Linked DNA regions of Mus musculus: region 1 is linked to region 2. Evidence: chromatin loops called from intact Hi-C (ENCODE). Cell type or tissue: heart. All regions are shown on one strand. Links, peaks and the distances in the headings refer to the core of each region. The heading gives the core; the rest is flanking DNA.

What was found. Peaks named below come from ENCODE experiments on the same cell type or tissue, not always from the same donor. Only the 100,000 strongest peaks of a DNase experiment are listed, where the experiment ranks them.
Region 1: it touches region 2 in a loop (4-fold over the local background); 2 of 42 quality-filtered maps call a loop at or near these places.

What each region holds. Positions count from the first base shown.
Region 1 is chr1:127,865,472-127,873,806 of GRCm38, forward strand. It overlaps Rab3gap1 (RAB3 GTPase activating protein subunit 1), which reads left to right and starts at 3,302. Exons shown (of 24, transcript NM_178690.4): 1 at 3,302-3,358; 2 at 3,454-3,509. The coding sequence starts at 3,341. In heart, for the core only: no CTCF peak of the experiment used is centred there; a DNase peak (open chromatin) is centred at 3,340; H3K4me3 peaks cover 1,459 bases; H3K27ac peaks cover 927 bases.
Region 2 is chr1:128,099,821-128,108,155 of GRCm38, forward strand. Zranb3 (zinc finger, RAN-binding domain containing 3) reads right to left here and starts at 2,651. Exons shown (of 21, transcript NM_027678.3): 1 at 2,433-2,651. It overlaps R3hdm1 (R3H domain containing 1), which reads left to right and starts at 3,486. Exons shown (of 27, transcript NM_181750.2): 1 at 3,486-3,663. It also overlaps the pseudogene Gm29383. In heart, for the core only: a CTCF peak has its summit at 3,897; DNase peaks (open chromatin) are centred at 2,591, 3,001 and 3,351; H3K4me3 peaks cover 3,282 bases; H3K27ac peaks cover 2,632 bases.

The DNA.
Region 1 (8,335 bases), core at 328-8,327, 230 kb before region 2:
TACAGCTGGATCTCATAGAGGCATTTTCTCAACTGAAGCTCCTTTATCTGTAATAACTCCAGCCTGTGTCAAGTTGACACACAAAACCAGCCAGTACAATTGACCCCTTGTCAACTTGACACACAAACACATCACTATTAAGCCTCAACCCTTACTTTCTTTTTTTCTTTTATATGAGTACACTGTAGCTGTACAGATGGTTGTCAGGACCTCTGCTCATTCTGGCCCCGCTCGCTCCGTCCCAAAGATTTATTTATTAGTTATATGTAAGTACACTGTAGCTGCCTTTAGACACACCAGAAGAGGGCTTCAGATCTCATTATGGATTGTTGTGAGCCACCATGTGGTTGTTAGGATTTGAACTGAGGACCTTTGGAAGAACAGTCAGTGCTCTTACCTGCTGAGCCATCTCACCAGTCCCCAATCCTTATTTTCTTATTCATTCCCAAGATCTAAATAACTTTAAAAGTACCACAGTCTTTGAAAATTCTTACATGTTAAAATTTCAATCCCTTTAAAATATCCAATCTCTTTTAAAATCAAAAGTGTTTTTACATTTAAAATTCTCTTAACTGTGGGATCCACTAAAATACTTTCTTACTTCAAGGGGAAAAATATCATGGCACAGTCACAGTCAAAAGCAAAATCAAACTCCAACTGTCCAATGTCTGGGATCCACTCACGATCTTCTGGGCTTCTCCAGGGGCTTGGGTCACTTCTCCAGCTCTGCCCTTTGTAGCACACACTTTGTCTTCTAGGCTCTAGCTGCCAGTACTCCACTGCTGCTGCTGATCTTGGTGGTCATCTCATGGTACTGGCATCTCCAAAACACTGCTGTCTTCTGCTGCAACTAAACTTCACCAATAGCCTCTCATGGGCTCTCTTCATGGCACCAAACCTCAACTCCTTTGCATGACTCCTTTAGTCCTGGGCCATCAATTGGAACCGAGGCTGCAACTTCACTAATGGCCTTCCATGGCTTCTTACAGTGCCGAACCCCAGCTGCTCTTCATGACCCCCTCATGCCTTCAAAACCATGGTCAGGTTGTCACAAGAATATCCCACTATGCTGGTACCAATTTGTCTTAGTTAGGGTCTCTATTCCTGCACAAGGCATTATACCCAAGAAGCATGTTGGGGAGGAAAGGGCTTATTCAGCTTACACTTCCACTTTGCTGTTCATCACCAAAGGAAGTCAGGACTGGAACTCAAGCAAGCCAGTAAGTAACATCACTCCATGGCCTCTGCATCAGCTCCTGCTTCCTGACCTGCTTAAGTTCCAAACATAGTGGCACATGCTTTTAATCCCAGCACTCTAGAGGCAGAAGCAGGTGGGTTTCTGTGAGTTTGAGGCCAACCTTGTCTACGCAGTGAGTCCCACAAAAGCCAGAGCTACATAATAAAGAGTCTGTCTCAAAAAATTATTTAATTTAAATTTTTATGTATATAATTATTTTGTCTGCATGTGTATTTGTGCACTGTGTGCATTTCTGTTTACTATAGAAGTCAGAAGAGGGTGCTGAGTCCCCTAGAACTAGAAGTATGGAGCGTTGTATGTAGCCACGTGGATGCTGGGGACAGAGTTGGGGTCCTCTGTAACAACAGTCAGTACTCTTAACTGCTGAGCCATCTCTACAGTCCCCAACAGAATTCCAACTGCTAGTTAGCACTCCTGTCCTTCAGTGGTTTAAAAAGTAAAGCACTCATCAAATAGTATGTTCTTCTCAGAGTATATGTAACTTGTATGATGTTGTTTGGTTTTGTTTATTTTTTGTTTTGTTTTTCAAGACAAGAGTTTCTCTGTGTAACAGAGCCCTGGCTGTCCTGGTCTCACTTTGTAGGCCAGGCTTGCCTTGAATTAACAGAGATCTGCCTGCCTCTGTCTCCTGAGTGCTGGGATTAAAGGCATGCACTTCCATGCCTGGCTGCTTTTTAAAACAATAAGTTTAGTTGTATAGATTTTCTTTTCCTGGGGTTAGGAAAGGAGACAGTGGGTTTAAGGATCTTGGTCAGTGTTTATGAGTTGTAAAGTTTGAACAAGAGCTGAGGATGTAGTTCTGTTGGTAGAGCTTTTGCCTAGCATGCATGGTCCTCGCTTCTGTCTTTACCACCACACCATACAATCCAAGACGGTGCTACATGACTGCAGTCAGGATACTCAAAAGGAGGCAAGAGGATCAGAATTCCAGTTCGCTCTTCTCACCACAAGGCGTGTGAGGCTGGCTTATGAACCCTATCTCAAGAACAAAACCAAGGGCTTGAGAGATGGCTCAGTGGTTAAGAGTGCTCTTCCAAAGGTTCTGAGTTCAAATGCCAGCAATCACAAGGTGGCTCACAACCATCTGTAATGGGATCTGATGCCCTTTTCTGGTATACTCATATACATAAAATAAATATACTCATACACATTCTAGTGTAATCATATACATAAAATGAATAAATAAATCTAAAAAAAAACCCATTTGAATGAAAACTCAAAGAGGTTTTTAAATACAATTGTGACCATGCATATCTAGGGTCTTTGCCATATAGGACTACATATGCCCCAAGATATTTATGAATGTAGCCCAATACATCTGTGGATGTGAATGTCATGTAACAATTTCAAAATGTTCATCAGTTTGTTTTTGTTTTTTGTTGTTGTTGTTTTTTGTTTGTTTGGTTGTTTTTTTTCTTCCGAGACAGGGTTTTTCTGTGTAGCCCTGGCTGTCCTGGAACTCACTTTGTAGACCAGGCTGGCCTCGAACTCAGAAATCTGCCTGCCTCTGCCTCCCGAGTGCTGGGATTAAAGGTGTGTGCCACCACGCTCGGCTCATCAGCTCTTCTTGAGTCTACAAAATACTCTTATTATTTTTACTTTTAATTCTTTAAACAATACTTGTTAATTTTATTTCATGTGCATGAGTGTTTCGTCAGCATGTAAATCTGTTTGTGCAGCACGTGCATGCCTGGTGTCAGTCGAGGCCAGAAGCAGGTACAGGATCCCTTTGGACTGAAATCACAAATGGTTGTGAACTGCTATGCAGGTGCTGGAAATCGAACATAGGTCTTGTGAAAGCGCAGCGGGTAGTCTTAACTGCACAGTTATCCCTCTAGCCCCAACAGAATTTTAAAAAAAATATTACTAAACCACCTTGAAGAAGAGCGTATGCCACACTAAGATCTTTCTGTCTGGAGGAAAAAGGTCTTCCCACCTTCCAGCAGGCCCTTTGTAGGCGGGCCCGCTTCGGGGCCCCACCCACCACCCACCGAGGCCCCGCCCACGGCCACTCAGTGCCCTCCTCCTAGCTCCCTTCTTCCCGACAGCCTTCGCGCGGGGCCTGACGCTCCGCTCCGCAAGATGGCGGCGGACAGTGAGGTGAGTTCTGCGCCCTGGGTGCCTCTGTCACAGAGTTCTGCCGCCGACGTCAGTGGCCCGCAGCTTACTGTCTGTGCTCTTCTCTGTCCCCGCAGCCCGAGTCCGAAGTGTTTGAGATCACAGACTTCACCACAGCCTCGGAGTGGGAGAGGTGAGTAGTGTGTTTGGTCCTGTCTGGCCCCGGGCGGCATCACACAGGTGACGCTGGTTCGGAGGGAGACGCCCACGCTTCGTCTCTTCTTCCGCGCCACGGCAACTTTGGCTTTTTCCGCATCAATCATACAGACAGGTCAGACCAACCTTCAGACTCCGCCTTTAAAACAAGTTGTGTTGACTTCCAGATCACTTCCCTGGCACAGAAAACCATTTCCGAGGTCGTCCCCGGGTCTTATGCTTTCATGTCAATTTGCCTCAGTTGTCATCAAAGCCGTCAGCTAAGCAGCTGCTGTGTTTTCTTCCTGTGTTTATTGGAAGAGACTTTTAGCGTACCGATGACTGTTCATCTGTCATCCTCTTACCATCGTTATCCTGTCTTCGAGAAATTAAAAAATTAAAATTCTACTATTTCATACTTATAAATAGTATGTTTACATACGTCTTTGGAATGTTTTGATTCACAGCGTTACATTTTAAACTTGGTCCTGTGCCCAGACTTCCCGAGCTTGTCAAATTCAGATGAACAACTGCATTAAGGCGAACATGTTTTATCACCTGAGTGAGTTGAAAACTAAGTTTGTTGGCTTGATAGCTAGCTATTGAGGTTATTGTTGCAGTGCTTGTAGGCTTTACAAATGTGTGGCTCTCATATCAGTTGGTGGCATAGGAAGATATAAAAGATCTTTGAAATAGTAGTTTGACTTGTGTTCCCATCCCCACACTTCATCGAGTCAGTAAGACTTAACACACTAGCAAGACTTTATGAGGAAGTACTGTGTGCCCTGAACTATCCTAAGATCAGGGAAATCTATATACCTTTTAAAAACTCCAACAAATAGTTAAAATGTAAGCCAGTTGGTACTAACTACAAAGAACTAGTTAAGTAGGGAAAACGTGGACTACAAAATTGTTGGAGACATTTTTGTAGGGAAAAGATAGGAAATGCCTGCTTTGAAATTGGGGAGGGAAATGGAAGCTGGGTGACGTGGCACCTGTGTATAATAGTGACTACTGGCAAGGCTGAGGCGGATCACTTGAGCTAAGGAATTAAGACCAGCCTGAGCAATCTAAGAGGTACTGCCTTAAGAAAGGAAAGGGAAAATGGTTCAGGGTTTGGTTAAACATGAGAAGGGACTGACATTTCGAGACAAGTAAGTGAGGAATTATCACTGGGAAATAAATAAAAATGATACAGTGAGATCAGTTTCCAAAGCCAAGGCAGAGGCGTCGAGAGTTGGTGCACTTGACTAAAAACTCTCCAACTTGACTGTGCATCAGAACCTGCTGGTCTCGGTTCTCAGTGTTTCCCATTAGGTTTTAGGTCCAATCCCCAAATTTGCTTTTCTAACATGGTCCCAGGTAATACAGATGCCAGCAGGTCAGAAGACCATATTTAGAAAGCACTGCTGCTTAAAGTGGCAAGAGCTTTTGATCCTATGGTGCAAGGATTGTTTGGTTTAAGTTGTTACATTGTGGTAAAATGAAGTAAGCAGTTTACATTGATTCATAAAGTGGAACTGTAATTAGTTGGATAGAGTGAACTAGATTTAGGTAGATGAGCTTAATGTAAGTCTGAGGGGAAAGGCTCAATTATGAAACTTCAGGTTCATGCCTAAACGAAAAGATATGTATCAAGAGTGCTCTTTTGGGCACATTGACTGTAAAGTTGATATTTTGAAGGTAGTTAGAAAATGATGGTCTTGGAGGGTGAGTGGTAAGAAGACATTAATGATTAGTGTTTAGAATGGAAAAATGGCCATTTTCCCTGGTTAAATAGTTTAAAATTTCCTGAGGGGTGCTGGGGCGATGCTTAGCGGTTAAGAGTTCTGTACATTCTTCCAGAAGACCCAGATTCAATTCTCAGCACCCACATGGCAGCTCACAACTGTCTAAAACTCCAGTTCTAGGTTATTTAACACCCTCATATAGACATACATGCAAGAGAAACACCAGTGCACATTAAATAAATCAATAGATAAATAAACCCTTTCCCGGGCTGGTGAGATGGCTCAGCGGGTAAGAGCACCCAACTGCTCTTCTGAAGGTCCTGAGTTCAAGTCCCAGCAACCACATGGTGGCTCACAACCATCCGTAATGAGATCTGACTCCCTCTTCTGGTGTGTCTGAAGACAGCTGCAGTGTACTTACATATAATAAATAAATAAATCTTAAAAAAATAAAAATAAGCCCTTTCCCTGCTGTGGGCTCAGGTACATTTAAGATTTGGCTTCATCCATAATTCACTGCCATGGCTGAGGAAGCATTGATGCTAAAAGTGTAGTGGATGCCAGCACTGCTTCACAAGAGATGCCGAAGACTACCTTAGGCCATGATGGCCTAACATATGGCATACACTAAGCTGCCAAAGCCTTAGCAAGCACCAAGCACACCGTTGTGTGCTTATATCCAATTGTGATAAGCCTATGTATGTCAGGTTGGTGAAGGAAGGTACTTTGTGCTGGCATCAAATTAACCTGATTAAGGTTGATGACAATAACTAGGAATGGGTAGGCCTGTCTAGAATTCTCATCATAAAGTGATGGGTTTCATCAGAGTATCAAATGCAAGAAATAAATGCGAATTTAAAGTTTCTTAAGCCTTATTTTTTTTATTATTTGGATGAAAAGTTCTTCTCAGAATTGAATGACAATAGGGACATTAATGATCCTAGGCATGGTTGAGAAGGTGGTTTATTGTAAATATGAGGGAGCAAGCAGGGAGTGTCAACTGGAAGAGGTCAGACTAAACTGGGCCAGCAGACTGAACTGGCCATGAGAGGTAGGAACAGAGGGAAAGAGCAGAGAGAGCACATAGCCAGATGACTGGGCTGTGTAGGAAAAGGAGGCTAGGGGAATGGACGCAAAGTTCAGAGTGGGGCTGGAGAGGGTTAGGGTAGTGGGTAGGGAATGCCAGCCAGGATGGTTCTATAACTGGTACTTGTGGTAGAGACTGAGGGAATCTTGAGGTTAGCAGAGACTTTGATATGTTAATAGACACTACCAGCACAGGTTAATGGAAGAGCAATATGTTCCTGTTGCCAGAGATAAGGAGAACATAAGCAATATGTTCCTTGTAGCAAGTAGGAACAATTTTAAGTCCCTCGAAAATGTTGGCTTTTGTCTAAATGTCAGACTGGCAAAAGGACTTTCTTGAAACCTAACAAGTATGTTATGTACCATACAGATAATTTATTGAGACTACTAAGTAGAGACTTAATTTTGAATGAGCATGTGTAAGACACAGTGTAAAACATTAGGGATTTAGTAGCTAGTAAAAACAGATGAGGCTTAGTATGCTCATTGACCTGTGTTCAATCCCTAGTCCTATAGGAAAAAGGAAAAATAAGGCAGACTCTCTCTCTCTCTTGCTCTCTCTCTCTGATTTTTTTTTTTTTTTGAGGCAGAGTTTCTCTGTGTAGCCCTGGCTGTCCTGTAAATCAGGCTGAGCTCAAACTCAGCTCCACCTGCCTCTGCCTTCTGTGAGTGCTGGGATTAAAGGTATGTACCACTACACATATACCCTCCCCATCCCCTAGCTAAGGGTCCTGCTCTTATTGAAAGTATAGTCTAGCAGAAGAAATAGACATGAGTCAGATAATGTAACTAGTCTGTAATTACAAGTTGACATGAAAGCTACAAAGGTGAAATGGAAAGAACCCTGTTTTTCCAAAAGCATGTACAAAAGAACTGAGTATAGTAAGTGACTCAGCAGCTAAGCTATGGAGAACTGTTAAAGAAAAAGTTACTACACTTTTCTAGCCAAATCTCAATATTTGTATCATATAATTGTCTCCTAGCCAGTGCTAAAATTCATAAGTATTTTAAAATGTTTCTTTGGGGCTGGAGAGATGGCTCAGTTTGTAAGAACACTGGCTGCTTTCCCAGAGGTCCTGAGTTCAATTCCTAGCACCCACATAGTGTTCACAACCATCTGTAACAGGATCTGATACCTTCTTCTATCATGCAGGTATACAGTCTAATAGAGCACTAACATACAAACATAAGTAAATGTTTTTGTTTTTTACTCTGAAAATTATTTTTAAGATTATTTTTATTATAGCAATAATACCTTGTTAAAAATTACATTTAAACCTTCTACAAAGATAGCTATTAAATTTTGACATATTTTCTTTTAATTGTGTGTGTGTAACTTTTTTTAGATCAAACTATATCAATGCTTGTTTCTGCAGCTTTCTTTTTTCACTTAACACACGGAACTTTTTCTTATTTCCTCAACTGTTCTTCAGAACCATTTTCAGTGGGTATACATTGGACGGTCTACTGAATGGACATTTTAAGGAGTTAATGAGAAGGTTCAGTTAAATTATAAGCTGATTTATTATTTGATGTCATTACTGTTTTAAAAGAAATGCATAACTCATAATGCCAATGAAGAAAAAAATCTGATGCCTTTGATTACAAGTTGATTTTAGTTACTCTAGAAGCACTTTCTAGATGTTTTAGTTACTCTAGAAGCACTTTCTAGATGTTTTAGGTAGCAATTGCAGCTGCTAGATTGGATCACATTTTTCTAATATAAGCAGATTGACAGTTTTCATTTGCTGATGTTCAGCAAGTTGCTAGTCAAGTTTTAAAGATTCTTTTTATCTGTGTAAAGTGCTTTTGCTTGAATGCCTGTGTGCATCACATGCGTCTCATACCATCAGGCCAGAAGGCACTGGATCTCTAGAACTAGAGTTACAGTTGGGTATGAGCCACTCTGCTGGTGCTGGGCAGGGAAAGTGATCAGTTGTATAACTATCCTTAATTAGGATTAAGTTAATCTCTCAGTTTTTGCTTCTCTTCTAAATTTATTCTATCA
Region 2 (8,335 bases), core at 87-8,086:
GTGCTTTAAATAAAGCAGTAGCATGCCATCCTAACAGGTCACTCTGTACCCAGGATACAATCCACACAACTACAGGTCATTCTGTAAAGGGGAACAATTGGGAGGTGGGGGAGGAACAGGACTGAGGGCCAGCAGAAAGAATCAAAACAGGCAATCTTGGGAGTTGGAGGTAGGGGGACCCTCTAGAATGTACCAGAGATCCAGGAGGTGAGACTCTCTCAGGACTCAAAGGGAGGGACCTTGGATGAAATGCCCTACAGTGGGGAGAGGAACTTGTAGAATCCACCTCCAGTGGAAGCATGGGGTTGCCATCCCACAGTCAAATACTCTGACCCATAATTGTTCCTATCTGGAAAAAACTGCCTGGACTAAAATGGAGAACAGCCTGAGGAAAAAGAGGTCCAGCTACAGGCCTAAAGTGGGATCCAGCTCAAGGGGAGGCCCCAAGACCTGACACATTACTGAGGCTATGGAGTTCTCACAAAAAGGGACAGATCATGACTGCCCTCCGAAGACCCAACAAGCAGCTGAGTCAGATGCAGATACTTCCACCCAACCAATGAACAGAGGCTGCTGACCCTGTGGTTGAATTAGGGAAAAGCTGGAAGGAGCTGAGGAGGAGGGCAACCCTGTTGGAGGAACAGCAGTCTCAAGTAACCTGGACTCCCGAGATCTCTCAGACAATGGGCCACCAACCAGGCAGCATGCACCAGCTGATATGAGGATTCCCAACACATCCACAGCAGAGGACTGCAGGGTCTGGACTAAGTGAGAGAAGATGCATCTAACCCTCAAGAGACTGGAGGCCCCAGGGAGTAGGGAGGTCTGGTGGGGTGGGGGCATCCTCTTGGAGATTGGGGGTGGAGGGAACTATAGGATGAGGAACAGTCAGGGGGCGGAACAGGATGGGGATAAAGACTGGACTGTAAAAAAACCTAACAGGTCATTCTGCAGAGGGCCAAGAATAATGGGCCAGTGGTTCACTTGCTGCTTTTGCGGAGGACTCAGGTTAGATTTGTAGCACCTAGAAGGTGGCTCACAACCATTTGGAACTTCTGTTTCAGGAGATCCAATGACTTCTTATAGGCATGTACATGGTGCACATACATGCACGCACTCAGACACATAAAATAAATAAACCTTTAAGAAAAAAACAAAACAGAACAAAAAGTAACACCTTTTTGCTAGGCATGGTGGTGACAGCCTTTAATCCCAGCATCCCGGTGGCAGGGGAAGGCTGAACTTTTTGAGATTCCTAAACATTTGAGAAGCAATGGTTTAGAGTTGAAAGTGAGGCTGGAACACAGTGACAAAGCACATTATCCAGCAAATGCAAGGCTCTCGGTTTGTCTCCAGCACTCAAAAAAATAAAAGACATACTAAACACCCTTAGCCCTTTTGGGGCTCAGATTAAATATTCAGTAATATGATTGTCATTATTACTACATATTGACTTCTACTCTGGAAGGACTTATGAAAAAAATCCCAACTAAGCATTTATGGACAATGCTAAGTTATCACTTGAAACTCTAACTCCTAGATGGGGATGATGCCTTCTGTTTAATATTCATATAGCACACACACACACTTGCACACACACACGTGAAAGTATTATATTGAAAAGCAAAAACATTTATTTTCTTTAAAAAAGTAAGAGTGTTTTGTCTGCTTGGAAGTTGCAGATATATTTCTGTCTCTGGGATTGCACTAGTTAGGACTCTCATCCACATAGTATATAAAACACCTCTTAACAGTTCTGGACACAGACTTAATACTTCAATAAAAATAATGAAAATAGAAAGGAATGGTTTTTAAATCTAAAAGTAGAAAGCAAAGAGGAAACCAAATCAACACACAAAACATAACTATGAAGATGCTAAATTTGGAGATATTAAAAAGACCAAGTAACATAAATTTTGCTTAATCTTTCTAACTCGTTTTAAACAAAACTTACCTTTCTGTGCACTCTTCAATCCTTTAAGCCTAGTATATTTACCACTAGTGTAAGTGCTCAATAAATATTTATGAGAAAAGTAGTAAGACAAAGTCTCCATAAAAATGATGGAGGAGACTTTTTTTTTTTTAAGATCCTGTTCAAAGGCAACTTCTGACTTCTGGGGACTATTTGTATAAATGGGAGGAATTAGTTCAGAATTTCCAATACCTTCCAGGACATGAACCTATGCTGCTTCACAGACAGTAGCTAAAGGCAAATTAAAGCATCCTCTACAAACTCAAGAGTGAACAGATCTGATAAACACTGGCTCTGCAAGACTAAGTAGCAAAGTAGAAAATTACATTACAGGCTCGAGAATTACACCCATGCCATTTCATATTTCTGGATGGGTTTTTTTAGGGGGAGGGGGCAGTGCGGGGGGGGGGGTTATTTTAGACAAGGTGAATTCTGTAGTCCCAGCTGTTTTAAAACTCACTCTGTAGCCCAGGCTATGAACTCGCGGCGACCTTTCAGCTTCCAGCTGTTACAGGCATCAGCCACCACGCCCGACTGTTACCCACTATTTTCTTATAGCGCAATTAAAGTGCAGTCAATTTCCCATCTCTTGCCCTATACAGTCCGCCAAAATGCAGCACTAGCTTCATAATCTTCAACTCCCGCCAAACTTTTTGCAAGCGTCTTCAACTAAGCGGAAGTGACGTTAAACGGATGACCTAGACTTGGAAGAGTTCAAATACCAGCACTCTAAAACATTGTAATGTGTTGAGAAAATTCCCAACCCTGTTATATTCTCCTTCCTTTAGCGATGCGAAAAGACCTGACTAGAACCTTGCGACTTCATTCTCAACTCCAAATTATTCAAAAATTTCCTCTTACTCATCTAGACAAGGAGGTTACACCGTAACCTCTCAAGAACTACAATTCCCATGAAACACTACCGGAAGCAAAATGAGGAAAACAGGGTCTCAAAGCATCTTGGGAACTGTAGTCGCAGGAGCCAAAGTGCTCAGAAGCCCTGCCTCCACCACTAAGACTGGAGGAACCAGGTGTTCAGCCTGGAACCCGTTACCGCTAAGGGGCGGAGCCACATCCTTAAAGCCTTCCTCTCATCTTCCCACATGAACGACAAAATTGTCCTTTCATCCTTAAAAAGCTCTATAATCATTCCCTGAAGAAAGAGAGTTGTCTACCACATCTCCAGTGATTAAAATCGCCCGGAACTCGCCCACCTCAGGATTCTACTCGTGGGAAAGGTGGCTCTTTCACAAGTGGGCAAAATGGCTGTCCTCCTAGCTTTATCATTGGTTGACTCTTACGTCGTTCAGGGACGACAACTTGCCCGGGATTGGTTCTTTTTCTTTTGTGGGTGGAGATAGACTTAGTCCCGTTCTCCCGCTGTCCCGCAGTGATAATGGGGGTGGAGCGAAAGTGGTTTTCAAACGCTGATTGGATAATTTGTATGTCACTTAATGTTGACCTAGCGTATGAGGTAGGCTGCTTTCCGTCAACGCGACGGAGAGGCGGGGCCAGTGCGTGGTGGGAAGGGGCGGGATTCTGCCGCCGCGGCTGCCGCTGGAGCCGGTGTCCGGGCTGGTGATGGGGTTAATTCCCTTCCGTGAGACTCTACCTTGCAACCAGCCGGCCCCGCCGTCGCCCCGCTGTGCCGCGCTCCCGCCACCTCCTCCTGCTCCTTCTCAGTAACGCGGGTAAGAGATGCTGTCCCCTCCCCCGCGGCGCCCCGGGAATAACGCGCTCGCTCCCCTCCCCCGCCCGCCAACCGGTAGCGCTAACGGAGCGGGAGAGTGAGGCAGCCGGGGAGCTAAGCGCTGAGGAGACGGCGTCCCTCCCCTCTCCTCCGGCCCGCCAGGGGCCGTCGGGTTCTGAGGCGAGCCCTCTAGTCGCCTCCACCGCGCGGTGCCCGCCGCTTCGCTGGGGGCCATGTGCAGCGCCAACCCCTTGAGGCCTAGCGGGGGAGCTGGGGACAGGTTCCCGAGCGTCCCTGCTGCAGCTGCTGCTCTTGCGAGCCCTGGAGATCCGGGGAGGACGGAGGGGAAAAGCAACATAGTCAGGCCAGGCTGGAGCAGGGACCGTTCGCGGAACTGTTCTCCGGGGCCTGGACCAGATGCCCGGGGCTGATACCCCCGCTCCGGGGAATTGTCACACACACCAAAAGGGAAACAGCACGTCGTGCCCGTACTGCCCGTACTGCTAGAAAAAACACAGTGGGGAAATTAGCAAGAAAGTTGAATGACTGTCAGAGCCTTGGTCGTTGATGGACGAACCTACGGGGGACGTTATGATGTAAATCCCCCTCCCCCCTTTCCATCCCTGTATATTAGAAGTTTTTTTTTTTTTCTTCTTGTGGTTATGTACCAGAGATTGTCACTGTTGTCTGAAGTTGCTTTTAAGGAGAAACAAAATTGGGTTTGGCTGTTGTGACTTCTGTGAATTGGGTCCTGAGAGAGCAAGTCCCCTAAACTAGTTAGAGGTGAAGAGGTATCTTCCAAAGCAGTGCTGCTTACTAAATAATAAGGTGCATTTCTGAAGAGGTAAAAATAGAATTTCTAGCATGAATGAATACACACAAACACACATATCCCACTCCTAAGGTTATAGTTTGGCTGGGTCACGTTAAAGAATCTCATACCATACTCCCCTTTATTTTAGATTTTTTCCCTGGACAGGGTCTCTCTGTGTAGCCCTGGCTGTCCTGGTACTCACAATGTAGACCAGGCTGGCCTTGAGCTCACAGAATCCACCTGTCTCTGCCTCCCAAGAGCTGGGATCAAAGGTGTGGCCCCCCATCGCCCAGCTAAAGAAACCTCTTAAATTTAAATGTCATTGATTCCAAGAGCATCGAGTCATAAAAAGATGAAATCAACCTCGAAGCCCCTTCCTTATAATACTTGAATCAGTAGAGTTCATGTAGCTACCCATTTAACTGAAGAAATATCATTCTCTTCAGATTTTATGTCTTTATATTTTAGGGGATTGTCTTATAATTGTATCAGATTTTGATAGTGTGCCCATCTTTTCAAATTCCACTCTGCTTTTTCAGCCTAGGAGAATATGACTTTAGTGGACCCTGTAATCTATAATAGGCATGGCTACAGACCACCCCATTTCTAAGATTTATTTGTTTTAGAGAGAACACTGGTTCTGAATAAACAACCTATGCTTTGACTAATAGACTATTTCTTCTGGGTCACAGAAGTACCTTAGGAATCTGCCATGTTCTCAAAATAATGCAAGTAGATACAGAAGTAAAATAGATCCATTCACTTGGATTAAGAAGGAATCTGGTTATGTGTTACTGATTTTTTTAATGTAGTACATAGCTTTTGAAGATTAGTTCCCTCAGCTTCTCCATTGAGTCCCCATAGCATACATTCCCTAGCATAGTTCCCCAAACTTGATAATTAGTTGGCAATTTATGCAGTGATATATTTAGGTCTCATGAATTCTTTGTATGGAAGGTCTGATGAAAATACAGGGGACTACATTCTTTTACTATTTGTGGGACCATTTTATGAGGCTAATCTAACCTAACCTCGGTTAATAATGGGGAGGATAATGCTTAATCTATGGAGCTGTAAATAGACTATGTAAAGCTACTAGGATTGTGTCTCACATGTATATATTTGTTACATTAAGTTTTTATCTTTGTTTTCTCATTTTCATATTTAGAGAATGAATTTGCTGTTCATATGCAGAGTATTGTTGCAGTCTCAAAAATCTCTTCTACTGTTGAGTGTTAATGTACACAGTGGCTTAAAACAATATCTCATAGCCAATTTTTTTGTTTTTGTTTTATTACATTTACTGGGGTACGGGGCGCAGCACAGAAGTACCATGATACATTTTAGGAGGGTGGAGGACAGTGGTAAGGTTAGGAGAAATCAGTTCTTCTTCTATCCTATTGGTCTCTGGGATTGAACTCAGGTGGTCTGATTTGAAGGCCAAGTGCCTTTATGCACTAAACCATCTTGCTAGCCTTTAGCCATTTTTTTTTTAAGCAGACAGAATATATGAAATTGGTCATTGGGTATCAAAGAGAATTTTGTCATACACAGTATCTTTTTTCCTTTTGTTTAAAATTTCTGCGTTTGGAACATATTTCAAATAGATTACCCATAATAAAAATGTGCTTTGTGTTTTAGTGTTTTAGTAGTAAACTAGGGTTGTTGTCCTGCTTTACTTTGTTAATATGTTTCAAGGTCTAGTTTACAGTTGCTTTTGGACTCATTCTGTTACCAGAGAAACCAAGTGACTGATACAAAGTTAAGACTGAGAAAGTTATCTTACCAGACTGTTGCTTTGTGCTCTTGAGGTTTGTTGGTTTTATTTTTGCTATTTTTTTTTCCTCAATGCTAGGGATTGAACCTTTCACCTCATACATGCCAGCAAGTATTCCAACATTGAGTTAAATCCTTGCTCTTTAGTTCCTACTCCATTGTTTAGCAGTCCTTGGGTATTTTTTTTTCTTTGAAATACCATATTCCTCCCTGTTCCCAAGTATATTTGAAAGTATAGTTTTCACACATAAAGGTGTCCTTGGAGTTGGTGCAGCCGAGCCAGGTTTCGATTAGCATGCCAACAGTTGTGTTATGAAGTGTTGCTGGTACTATCCAAGATTGACAGCATCTACATGGTCACATGCCACTGAGTTATTGAGCTCTGTGTACTTGGGTGCTTCTCTAAAGGGACTTACCCAGTAATTAAAGAGGTTTTTGTTTGAACTGACGTTTTAAATATCCAGTTATAACCATTTGGGTTACTATTAAGCTGCAATTCTTATAAACAAGGAAGTGTAGTAAGAGTTGTGTATGCTAAAGACTAATGAAACTATAATATTCTGTTCCTACTTGAAGTAGAAAACTTCCCAATTAACCCTTCCCATGACCTGTTGTAAAAATGTCCAGCACTCACATGTCATAGAGGTGGATGTGTTTCCAAGTGGAAATGAAAATTTCGGATTGCTCTTGTTGCAAACCACAGAACCAGCCCTCCATTTCCCATTCTTGCCTATAGGAAGAATAATTTATTTATGGTTTTAGGTAACTAAATTGGCAGGTGATAGAAAAGGAAATGTATTAGTTTTTTCCCATATAATACTAAATGTTAAAAAAAAAAAAAAGATTACATTGCCTGGCACTTAATCCTTTGAGCTCACTATAAACTTTTATTAGTAATACAAACATGCATCATGCACCAAATAACATAATAAAATTTCTATCAAATTAACTTGGATCCTTATATAAGGGCCTGGCTAAATTAAGTAAAACAACTTGCTTATATCTGGTGTTAACTTACATATGAATATATATAATCTCCACAATGCAGTTTAATAAGTCAGTGATGGACAAGTGAAATAAGTTCTAAATCATGGCTCAAAGCTAGTTCTCTGCCTGAATTTCCCTGCAGTTTGTTTTATTTCCAGGTTTTGTTCTTTACTGTTGTGCTGCCCACCCATTCTTAGTGTTCACACATACATTAAGGTAAACAGTTTCCTTTAGAGTTCTATTGCTCTTTGCTTTGTCAGTTGGTAGGTTTGTACCTTTTCGGGGAGTGGAAGGAGGATGTTTCATGGCAGTTTCTCTGTGTAGCCCTTGCTGTCCTGGAACTCTCTTTGTAGACCAAACTGGGCCTCACACTTTAGAGATCCACTTGCCTCTGCCTCCTGAGTGCTAGGTTTAAAAACACGTGCACCATGCTTGGCAGTTTATACCTTTTTAAAAGTTATTTCTTATTATGTATATGGATGTTTTGCCTGCATGTATGTCTCTGCACCTCTTGTATGTCTGGTGCCCTCAGGTCAGAAAAACTGTATAGGATCTTCTGGAACTGATGTTATACACTGTTGTGAACTGCCATGTGGCTGCTGGGAATTGAAGATGGGTTCTCTAAAAGAGCACTCAGTGCTCTTAGCGCCTCAGCTGTCTTTCCAGCCCTTGTGACTCTTCTTAATTTTTACCTGTAAACTCACTTCTCAGGAAAGCATTTTTGAGCCTCTTATTCTGTAAATACTAGATCACTTAGCATTTTTGGATGGGAGCTCTTTGGGCTTCTCCATTTATGTCATCTATAACTTGGTGTAATTTTCTTTTAAAAGAAATTAAATGAAATTATTTGTTTGTGTTTCTGACTTTTAGAGGTGTAATCTGATGTCTGATGCAAGGAAAGTTCTGCCATTTGACTTATGCCAATTTTAGTTTAGTGACAGATTGAAGCTGACTTTGTAGTTGTGCTGGTAGCTTTACTAACCTCTTCTACATGAAAGGGTTCCATAACTACATGGTTGTGTCTCCTTGCAATTTGAGGTACAAGTTTAATCAGCTGCAGGTCATTATACTAAGGGATGATCTAGAATATAAAAAT